Linked DNA regions of Homo sapiens: region 2 is linked to region 1. Evidence: chromatin contacts called from ENCODE POLR2A ChIA-PET data. All regions are on one chromosome and are shown on one strand. Each heading gives the region's core, a stretch centred on a gene start or an enhancer-like site at or near the end of the contact. The rest is flanking DNA. Distances are from core to core; before and after follow the strand shown.

Region 1 (4,064 bases), core at 609-3,108:
ATTATTTTTGAGATGGAGTTTCGCTCTTGTTGCCCAGGCTGGAGTGCAATGGCATGATCTCAGCTCACTACAACCTCTGCCTCCTGGGTTCAAGAGATTCTCCTGCCTCAGCCTCTGGATTAACTGGGATTACAGGCATGGGCCACCATGCCTGGCTAATTTTTGTATTTTTTTAGTAGACACGGAGTTTCACCATGTTGGTCAGGCTGGCCTCGAACTCCTGACCTCAGGTGATCCACCTGCCTTGGCCTCCCAAAGTGCTGGGATGACAGGCGGGAGCCACTGTGCCTGGCCATGTTCTCAATCTCTTGGGAATTTTCTGGCTTATCTGGTAACTCGATCCTTAACCTTTTGAGGAACTGCTAAACTGTTTTCTACCATAACTACCTCATTTTACATCCCTATCAGTGATATACGGGGGTTCTAATTTCTTCACAACCTCATCAACACCTGTTATCTGTAGGGTTTTTAAAAAATGATAGCCATCCTAGTGGAAGTGAAGTGGTGTTTTATTGTGGTTTTGATTTGTATTTCCCTAATGACCAATGGTGTTTGTCATCTTTTCATATGCTTAATTGGGCATTTGTGTATCTCTCTCTCTCTTTTTTTTTTTTTTTTTTGAGAAATGTCTATTCAAATCCTTTGCTCATTTTTAAATTGGATTATTTGGCTTTTTATTGTTAAATTATAAGAGTTTTTTGTATCTTCTGGATACTAAACCCTTACCAGCTACATTATTTCAAATGTTTTCTCCCATTCTGTGGGTTGTCTTTTCACTTTCTTGAGAGTGTCTTTTGATGCATGAACATTTTAAATTTTTATGAAGTCCAACTTACCTATTTTTTCTTTTATTGCTTGCGTTTTTAGTGTCAACAAGTATGGGATTTGTACTCTTATTTCATTTTTTTGTTGTTGTTTTTGAGGCTGGGTCTCACCCTGTCACCTGGGCACAATCATGGCTCACTGCAGCCTCGACCTCCCAGGCTCGAGGGATCCTCCCACCTCAGCCTCCCGAGTAGCTGGGACGACAGGCTGGTGCCACCATGCCTAGATTACTTTTTTGTTTTTCATAGAGATGGGGTCTCACTGTGTTGCCCCGGCTGGTCTCAAACTCCTGGGCTCAAGCGATCCTCCTGCCTTGGTCTCCCAAAGTGCTAGGAGTACAGGCGCGAGCCACCGTGCCTGGCCTGTACTCTTATTTTGTAGAATGCCCCTCAGTTTGGGTTTGTTTGAGGTCTCCTCGTGATTGGTTTCAGGTTAGGCACCATCACAACCCCAGAGGGAGGCGCTGTCACCCCATGTTATGTATGGGAAATTGGCTTGCCTGGGGTCACCAAACCAGTATGTGGCTTCAGCCCAGGCTTGTCCACTTGGGGCCTCTGAGTGGACAGTGGTCTTTGCCTCTTTTATTTATTTATTTATTTATTTTTTGAGACAGAATCTCACTCTGTCGCCCAGGCTGGAGTGCAGTGGTGCGATCTCTGCTTACTGCAAGCTCTGCCTCCCGGGTTCACGCCATTCTCCTGCCTCAGCCTCCTGAGTAGCTGGGACTACAGGCGCCCACCACCACGCCTGGCTAATTTTTTGTATTTTTTTTTTTTTTTTTGAGTAGAGACAGGGTTTCACTGTGTTAGCCAGGATGGTCTCAATCTCCTGACCTTGCGATCTGCCTGCCTCGGATTATAGGCGTGAGCCACTGCGCCCGGCTGGTCTTTGCCTCTTCAGGGCCCCCATCTCTAGGGTTGCTTGTCGCCTCTGCTGCTTGCAGGACTGGGTTTCAGTCAGCAGTGGGAGCTGTGGCCCCTGCCCAGGAGCTGGTGGGACAGGTGGAGCCCTGAGCCTGCTCCACCTCAACTAGGAGTTGCTGTGACTGCTACCCCACCCCAAGGCCTGGGGAAGCTCCCCGAAGCCAGCAGAGTGGCTGATGCCCACGTACCGGCCCCCTTCCCACAGATGGGTGTTCCTGATAAAGAAGGGTTACCAAGACGTCGACACCTCCCTGCAGAGTGCTGTCATCACCAAAGTCAAGGGCGTGGCCTTCACCAACACCTCGGATCTTGGGCAGCGGATCTGGGATGTCGCCGACTACGTCATTCCAGCCCAGGTCTGAGTCCCCACCTAGCACACGGCCAAGGCTGGCAGGGACTGCCTGGTTCGGGTGGGTCACACGGGAAGCTTCTTGGATACGCAGGGACCCCCATCCATCATCTCTCTTGGCCCAAGACAGCTGCCAGGGCTTGCAGAGAGCAACCCTGTCCAGATCCTACCTCCCATGCCAAACCCCTGCCCTCTTTGACTGTGCCGCGGGTGACTGCTCTGTTCTATCTGAGTCTGCTGAGAACAAATGGGACCCAGAGAACTTTCAGGTCATTGTGAGTCAGGTGGGCTGGCACAGAGAACCCCCCTTCTAAGTCACTGCCTCTGGGAATAGCTCTCCAGCCTGTTCACAGTTGGCCAGGGCCAGGGCAGCCTGAGCCCTGCGCCCACTTCTCCCGGATCCTGGGGCAGTTGGGGTTTGTGAGTCTGGAGGAGATCTATCAATGGACATCTACCTGGGGACTGTGGGGTCCATGAGCAGATGGGCAGAGTATACCAAGTTTGTGGCCCCATTATCCCCAAAACCCAGGCAGAGGGACCGCCCTCTTTCAGGTAACGCTGGAAAGGTGGGGTGGTCCCTAAGGGGCAGGAGGAGGTTCCTCAGTGCCTCTCTGGTTCCTTAGGGAGAGAACGTCTTTTTTGTGGTCACCAACCTGATTGTGACCCCCAACCAGCGGCAGAACGTCTGTGCTGAGGTTTGATTTGGCGAGGGGCCCTGGCGTGGGGGTGGGAGAGCCACCGGCAGTGGTTGGGGTCTACTCTCTTCTGAAGCAAGGGTGTCTGTCCACTCCAAGGGTCTCGGGTGGCTGTGTGCACCCGGGTGTGGTTCCTGCATTATATGGGGGAGAAGTAGGTTCTCAGAGTGTGTGTGGGCCAGGCCGAAGAAGAACCCCTATTCTATCTCCTGGAGTGGGACCCGGCTCTGAGCTGGGGGAACCCCCCCATCCAGGTGCCCCTTCTCTCCTGGCAGAATGAAGGCATTCCTGATGGCGCGTGCTCCAAGGACAGCGACTGCCACGCTGGGGAAGCGGTTACAGCTGGAAACGGTGAGGGCCTGGAGCGGCCACGGGCTGAAGGAGGACTCGGAGTGGGAGGCTCCTGGCATTGATCCTGTCCCACCCCTGCAGGAGTGAAGACCGGCCGCTGCCTGCGGAGAGAGAACTTGGCCAGGGGCACCTGTGAGATCTTTGCCTGGTGCCCGTTGGAGACAAGCTCCAGGCCGGAGTGAGTGGCTGCAGCCTCAGGACCCTGAGGGGTTTCCCAGCCCCGTGCGGTGGGTCCCAGCCTGAGGGTGGAGTCCTGCCCACTCTGGGAGCCTCACGCTGAGGGAGGAGTCAGGCTGTCCCAGCGAGGCCCGACGGCCTCCCCAGCATGAGCAAATTAACTGTCCTGGGCAGAGGCTCCAGGGGACCCAAGGAACAGGCCTCACACTGGCCCAGGCCTGGGGGAGGGGCACAGGGGTGGGGCCTCCTGGACAGGCTGTTCTGGGTTGGTTTTCAGGGAGCCATTCCTGAAGGAGGCCGAAGACTTCACCATTTTCATAAAGAACCACATCCGTTTCCCCAAATTCAACTTCTCCAAGTACGTGGGCTTGGCTACTGGGGGCCACGGGTGGGCCTTGGTCGATGAGGGGCCTTGGCTGGCCCTCCGTGGGTCTCTGCCTGGGGGTGTGTGTGCGCGCGTGTGTGCACGTGTGTGCGTGTGTTCGCGTGTGTGCGTGTGTGCGCGTGCATGTGTCTGTGTGCATGTGTGCGTGCGTTTGTGTGTGTGCGTGTGTTCGCGTGTGTGCGTGCGTGCACGCGTGTGTGCGTGTGTGTGTGATGTCTGCATGTGAGTGGGTGATGTCTGCATGTGAATAAACGGTGGGTGGTGCTGGGGCGCCCCTTCCCCTGCTGTAAAGTGGGGTGTTGCTGCGGGGAGCTGTCAGCACTCAGGTTGGTGAGGGACCGAGTGACTCCTGGCCAGGC
Region 2 (4,064 bases), core at 1-2,500, 820 kb before region 1:
CGCCTCCTGGCTTCAAGCGATTCTCCTGCCTCAGCCTCCCGAGTAGCTGGGATTACAGGCATCCACCACCACACCTGGCTAATTTTTGTATTTTTAGTAGAGATGGGGTTTCACTATGTTGGACAGGCTGGTCTCGAACTCCTGACCTCAGATGATCCACCTGCCTCAGCCTCCCAAAGTGCTGGGATTATAGGCGTAAGCCATAGGCGCCCAGCCTATGAGCTGTAATTCTGCTGTGGGCTTTCAGAGAGCCTGAGATATGGCTCCTGCAGGGGGTCCAGGGGCCAGGTCCAAACCAGCAGCCATCTAATCTGCAAAGGGGCTGCTGAAAGTGGGCTCATCCTCAGCAGTTTTCCTGCCTGGTCCCAAGAGGGAAACAGCAGGGGCAAGCCCAGGCCTAACCCTCAGCCACCCCCACTCCCTGTCTCCTGGCCCAGCAGCCCCTGGTGCCACAAATAAGCAGGCAGCCCAGCTCTCAGCCCTGGCCCTTTGATCTGGGCAAGCACCAACACCTGGCTGGCGCCCTCCACCTGGCTCCGACCTTATCGGGCTTGGGGAAGGCACAGGTGCCTGGGACACAGGCCAATTATGTGACTTGCCTAGTTGTCCACTGAGTAACATCATGGTCTACTCGACTGGCTTCTTGGCTTAGGTGGCCAAAGGGGTGAGGGCACCCTGGGGAGCCATCCTAGCTGTGCCGGGGTAGGTGACAGGTGAGGGCCATGGTGTACAGACTAGAGGGTCCCTCAGAATGCTGGCAATTCTCACCATGGCCCAGAGGCACCCGCCCTGGGGACACTGAGATGCCAGGTATCCAGGCTCCCCCCCAGCCTATGGGCAGCAGAGGCAGAGGCCCAGGTCCCTATTCCAGGCCGGCTGCTCTCCACTGCCAGCCCTCAAGCAAGCCATTTCCCTGTCTTGGGCCTTTGTCCCTGTATCTGGTAAGTGCAGCTGACAAACAGAGCCCGTAGGGTTACTGGAAGAATGAAACAAGACAATGCCTGTGTGTGCTTTGTCCACCTCCAGCCAGGCCACCGGGATGAGGAGGGACGGAGTGACTTCTCTTTCATGAGCCCGAGAAGCCAGCCTGGGACAGAACCGCAGAAAGAACCAGGGAACCCTCACACCTGCCTTGAGCCGAGCCCCCAACCCCCTGCCCGGCCTGTGACCCTCCCCACCATTCCCTGTACCTCCCGCCCCCTCCCTGGGCTGTGCTGGCCCCGACCATGCTCAGTGGTCATTAAATGGAGGATGCGTGGGGTAGAGCCTTGCTCCAGATGAGGCAGTGAGGCCGGGACCAGGAGGGGGATGAGGCTCGGGCCAGGTCCCCAGTGAGTCAGGGGCCACACAGGGCGGGGGTTGGGCAGCTAGGCCTTCTCCCACCCTTTCCTTGCCAGCCTGGCAGCCCACTCCTTCCCATGCGCCCATGTGGCTGGAACTCCATTTCCCAGCTGCAGTGCTGGTCACTGCATGCACACAGCCCAGAGGGCTAGAGGAACCTGTCTCAGGCGGCAGGGCAGGCAGACTTATTCTGGCCTAGCCAGGGAGACCCAGGAAGGGGTAGGGGAGGCGTTGGGCTCATGGCCTGGGAAAACATGATGTCTGCCAGGGCAGGGACCTGGCCACCTATAGGGGATACTGGACCGCACGGCCCTGCCCCATCCTAGAACAGTCAAGTCTCACTTGAGCCTGAGAACCATCGCAACCCCTCTCTCTGAGCCCCAAAGTCCCCATCTGGGCTGTAAGGACAGCTAGGAAGGGAGGTGGGGGGAGTGGCTGTGGCATTCTGTGAGCTCGGGAGGGATTGTGAGTACTGGAATGCCACTTAGACAGGTCAGGCAGGTTCCTGGACAGAACGAGCTCACTCCACCCCCTCCCTCCCAGGAGGGCCCAGGCAGGGGAAGGGGTTCACCGACTGGACTGGAATGCAGACCATGGGGACCTCATCCTGCATCTGACGGGGGCTCACAGCCAGATGGACTCCAGGGCCAAGGGCCCAGAGAAAGCAGGATCCAGGCTGGGGCCACACAGCATGACTAGGGCAGAGTCAGGACCAGGCCTCCCGCCCCAAGCCCTGAGTGGCAGCACTGGCCTTAGTCTCTGCCCAGGCCTGAAGGTTGCTGCTAAGAGCATCGCCAACATGGCCTCAGCCAGTGGGAAGGCCAGGGAGCCAAGGGCCCAGCTCCCACAGGGCCATGTCATGGGGAAGGCAGGGACAAGGGAGGCACGCTCCCTGGAGGGAGGGGCTGGTGGGCTGCCATAAGTGCTTAATGGCCTCCCACACTGTCCCGGCCCAGCTTCCAGCAGCCTGGGGGCTCAGGCCCTGCTCTGGCAGCCCATCAGAAGCCTGGGCCCCAGGGGAGAGGGTGGTAGGGAACCTCAGGCCCACGTCCAGTCCAGGGCCCAGATTCTCAGGCGCCTGCCCCGGGCTTGGGAACCGCTCTGGGGCTGACTAGCTGGAGTTTTTTGCTTCGTCACCTAAGAGGCGATTCCCAGGGTTGATGATATTGGAAGGAATGTGGGGGAGGGCAGGAGATAAAAACAGGGTCACCACGGCTCTGCTGGCATTGCCCAACTTACTGAATTAAGGAGCTCCCTGCACCAGCCTCAGGAGGGAGCCTGGATCACTGGGTCCCGATGAGGCCCCAGGACCCAGAGAAAGTTCACCTCTGCAACCTCTGCCTGCACTCTCCTTTACCTGCCATAGCCCCTCAGGGCAGGTATTATTCATTTTGTTACACAAGAAAAGCAGCAGAGGCTCAGAGAAGCAGTGCCATTGGCAGGTGGCAATAGTGAGACTGGGATGCAAAGCCCACTCTCTTTCCAGGAGTCAGGACAGGGGAAGACAGACCGGGTGGCAGATGACGACCAACAGGACAGGACCCACGACGCCAACGCCTGGGCGTGGGGGGGAAGGTGGGAGGTGGGCCTCACCTGACTGCAGCAGGCCGGCGCCTCGGTCCTTGACCCCAAAGTGCTGCTGGATGTCCAGAAGGACGCCTGGAGGGAAGACAGAGGGTGCTCACTGGCCGAGTCTGATGGCTGGTGTCCCCACAGACCAGCCCAGCCTCTTTCCCGCCTTGCAGGGCCCAGCCTGGCCATATCTGCGGCACTCCTGCTCTGCTGCGACCTCTACCCTGCCCAGGTTTCCCAGGCTTCCCTCCTGCCTCCCCGGGGACCTCCTGTCCTCAGCCTGTTCCCATCACTCACAAGGACCCGAGGGGCAGGGAAAGGCAGGGCTCCTCTGCGGTCATTCTGCCCCATGGGCAACCACACCTCCTATCTGCCAGCTTGGGCCTCTTCCCTACCTGCGGCCCAGGCCGTGGATCAGTGCAATAGACATAGGCCTTTCCCTCAGGGGGAACACAAAGCCCATGACTCAGAGAGCAGCGGGGGCCCTGAAAGCTGCGGGGAGCCCTCTGGCCTGGGAGGGGCAGCCGCTCACTCTGGTTCACCTGCACATGTGCACAACCACATTCGCACACACACGCACACACCTGTACATGCACACACACACCTGCACACGCACGCACGTGTGTGCACACACCTGCACACATGCATACACACCCACGCGCGCACACACATACCCGTGCGCGCGCACGCACACACACACACTGTCACCCCAGCTGCCCTCAGGATTATAACCGGGCCCCTCCATTTTCAGATTCTGGCCCAGGGTACAGAGGGAAGCAGGCGGGGCTCCAGGCCCGTTTTCTTGGGAGAAGTGGATTTCTTGAGGCCACACCCGCTTCCAAGCCCAACTACTTTAGGGCTTTGCACGTCACGGGGTGGGGGCAGCAGCTGGACCACCCAGAAACCACCCACAGCCCCAGCAGACTGGCAGAGCCATGGCTTCTGGGGGACAGGCAGGATCTTGGACCTCCTACCCCTCGCAGCACTCAGCCAGGGCTCCTGAGTAAGCACAACCCCCATCCCCGTGGGCCTCAGGGTCCCTGCCTGCATTATCTGTGAGGACAGGAGGACCCAGGGCACAGGCCAGAGCCCCGCTGACCATAGCACATCTGCAGTGAGAAGGGACAGCGGAAGAAGGAAGAGGAGATGGC

What was found. ChIA-PET counts read pairs that join two places held with the same protein, here RNA polymerase II (POLR2A).
Region 2: POLR2A ChIA-PET joins it to region 1 with 13 read pairs in activated naive CD4-positive, alpha-beta T cell. The contact joins two enhancer-like sites. POLR2A ChIA-PET finds 5 or more read pairs at or near these places in 2 of 52 experiments (activated CD4-positive, alpha-beta T cell and activated naive CD4-positive, alpha-beta T cell).

Annotation. Positions count from the first base shown.
Region 1 is chr17:3,689,684-3,693,747 of GRCh38, reverse strand. P2RX5 (purinergic receptor P2X 5) reads left to right here. Exons shown (of 12, transcript NM_002561.4): 2 at 1,954-2,104; 3 at 2,721-2,792; 4 at 3,068-3,143; 5 at 3,225-3,321; 6 at 3,598-3,678. It overlaps P2RX5-TAX1BP3 (P2RX5-TAX1BP3 readthrough (NMD candidate)), which reads left to right. Exons shown (of 15, transcript NR_037928.1): 2 at 1,954-2,104; 3 at 2,721-2,792; 4 at 3,068-3,143; 5 at 3,225-3,321; 6 at 3,598-3,678. Among named protein-coding and RNA genes, the nearest start is that of P2RX5, 4.4 kb to the left of the region's middle. Within about 2 kb of position 1,858, at least 2 of the 41 ENCODE cell types and tissues checked have a DNase peak (open chromatin) inside an H3K27ac peak, as active enhancers do.
Region 2 is chr17:4,512,183-4,516,246 of GRCh38, reverse strand. SPNS2 (SPNS lysolipid transporter 2, sphingosine-1-phosphate) reads right to left here. Exons shown (of 13, transcript NM_001124758.3): 2 at 2,935-3,000. Among named protein-coding and RNA genes, the nearest start is that of SPNS2, 15 kb to the right of the region's middle. RefSeq lists enhancers at 1,388-2,045, 3,402-4,048. Within about 2 kb of position 1,250, at least 10 of the 41 ENCODE cell types and tissues checked have a DNase peak (open chromatin) inside an H3K27ac peak, as active enhancers do.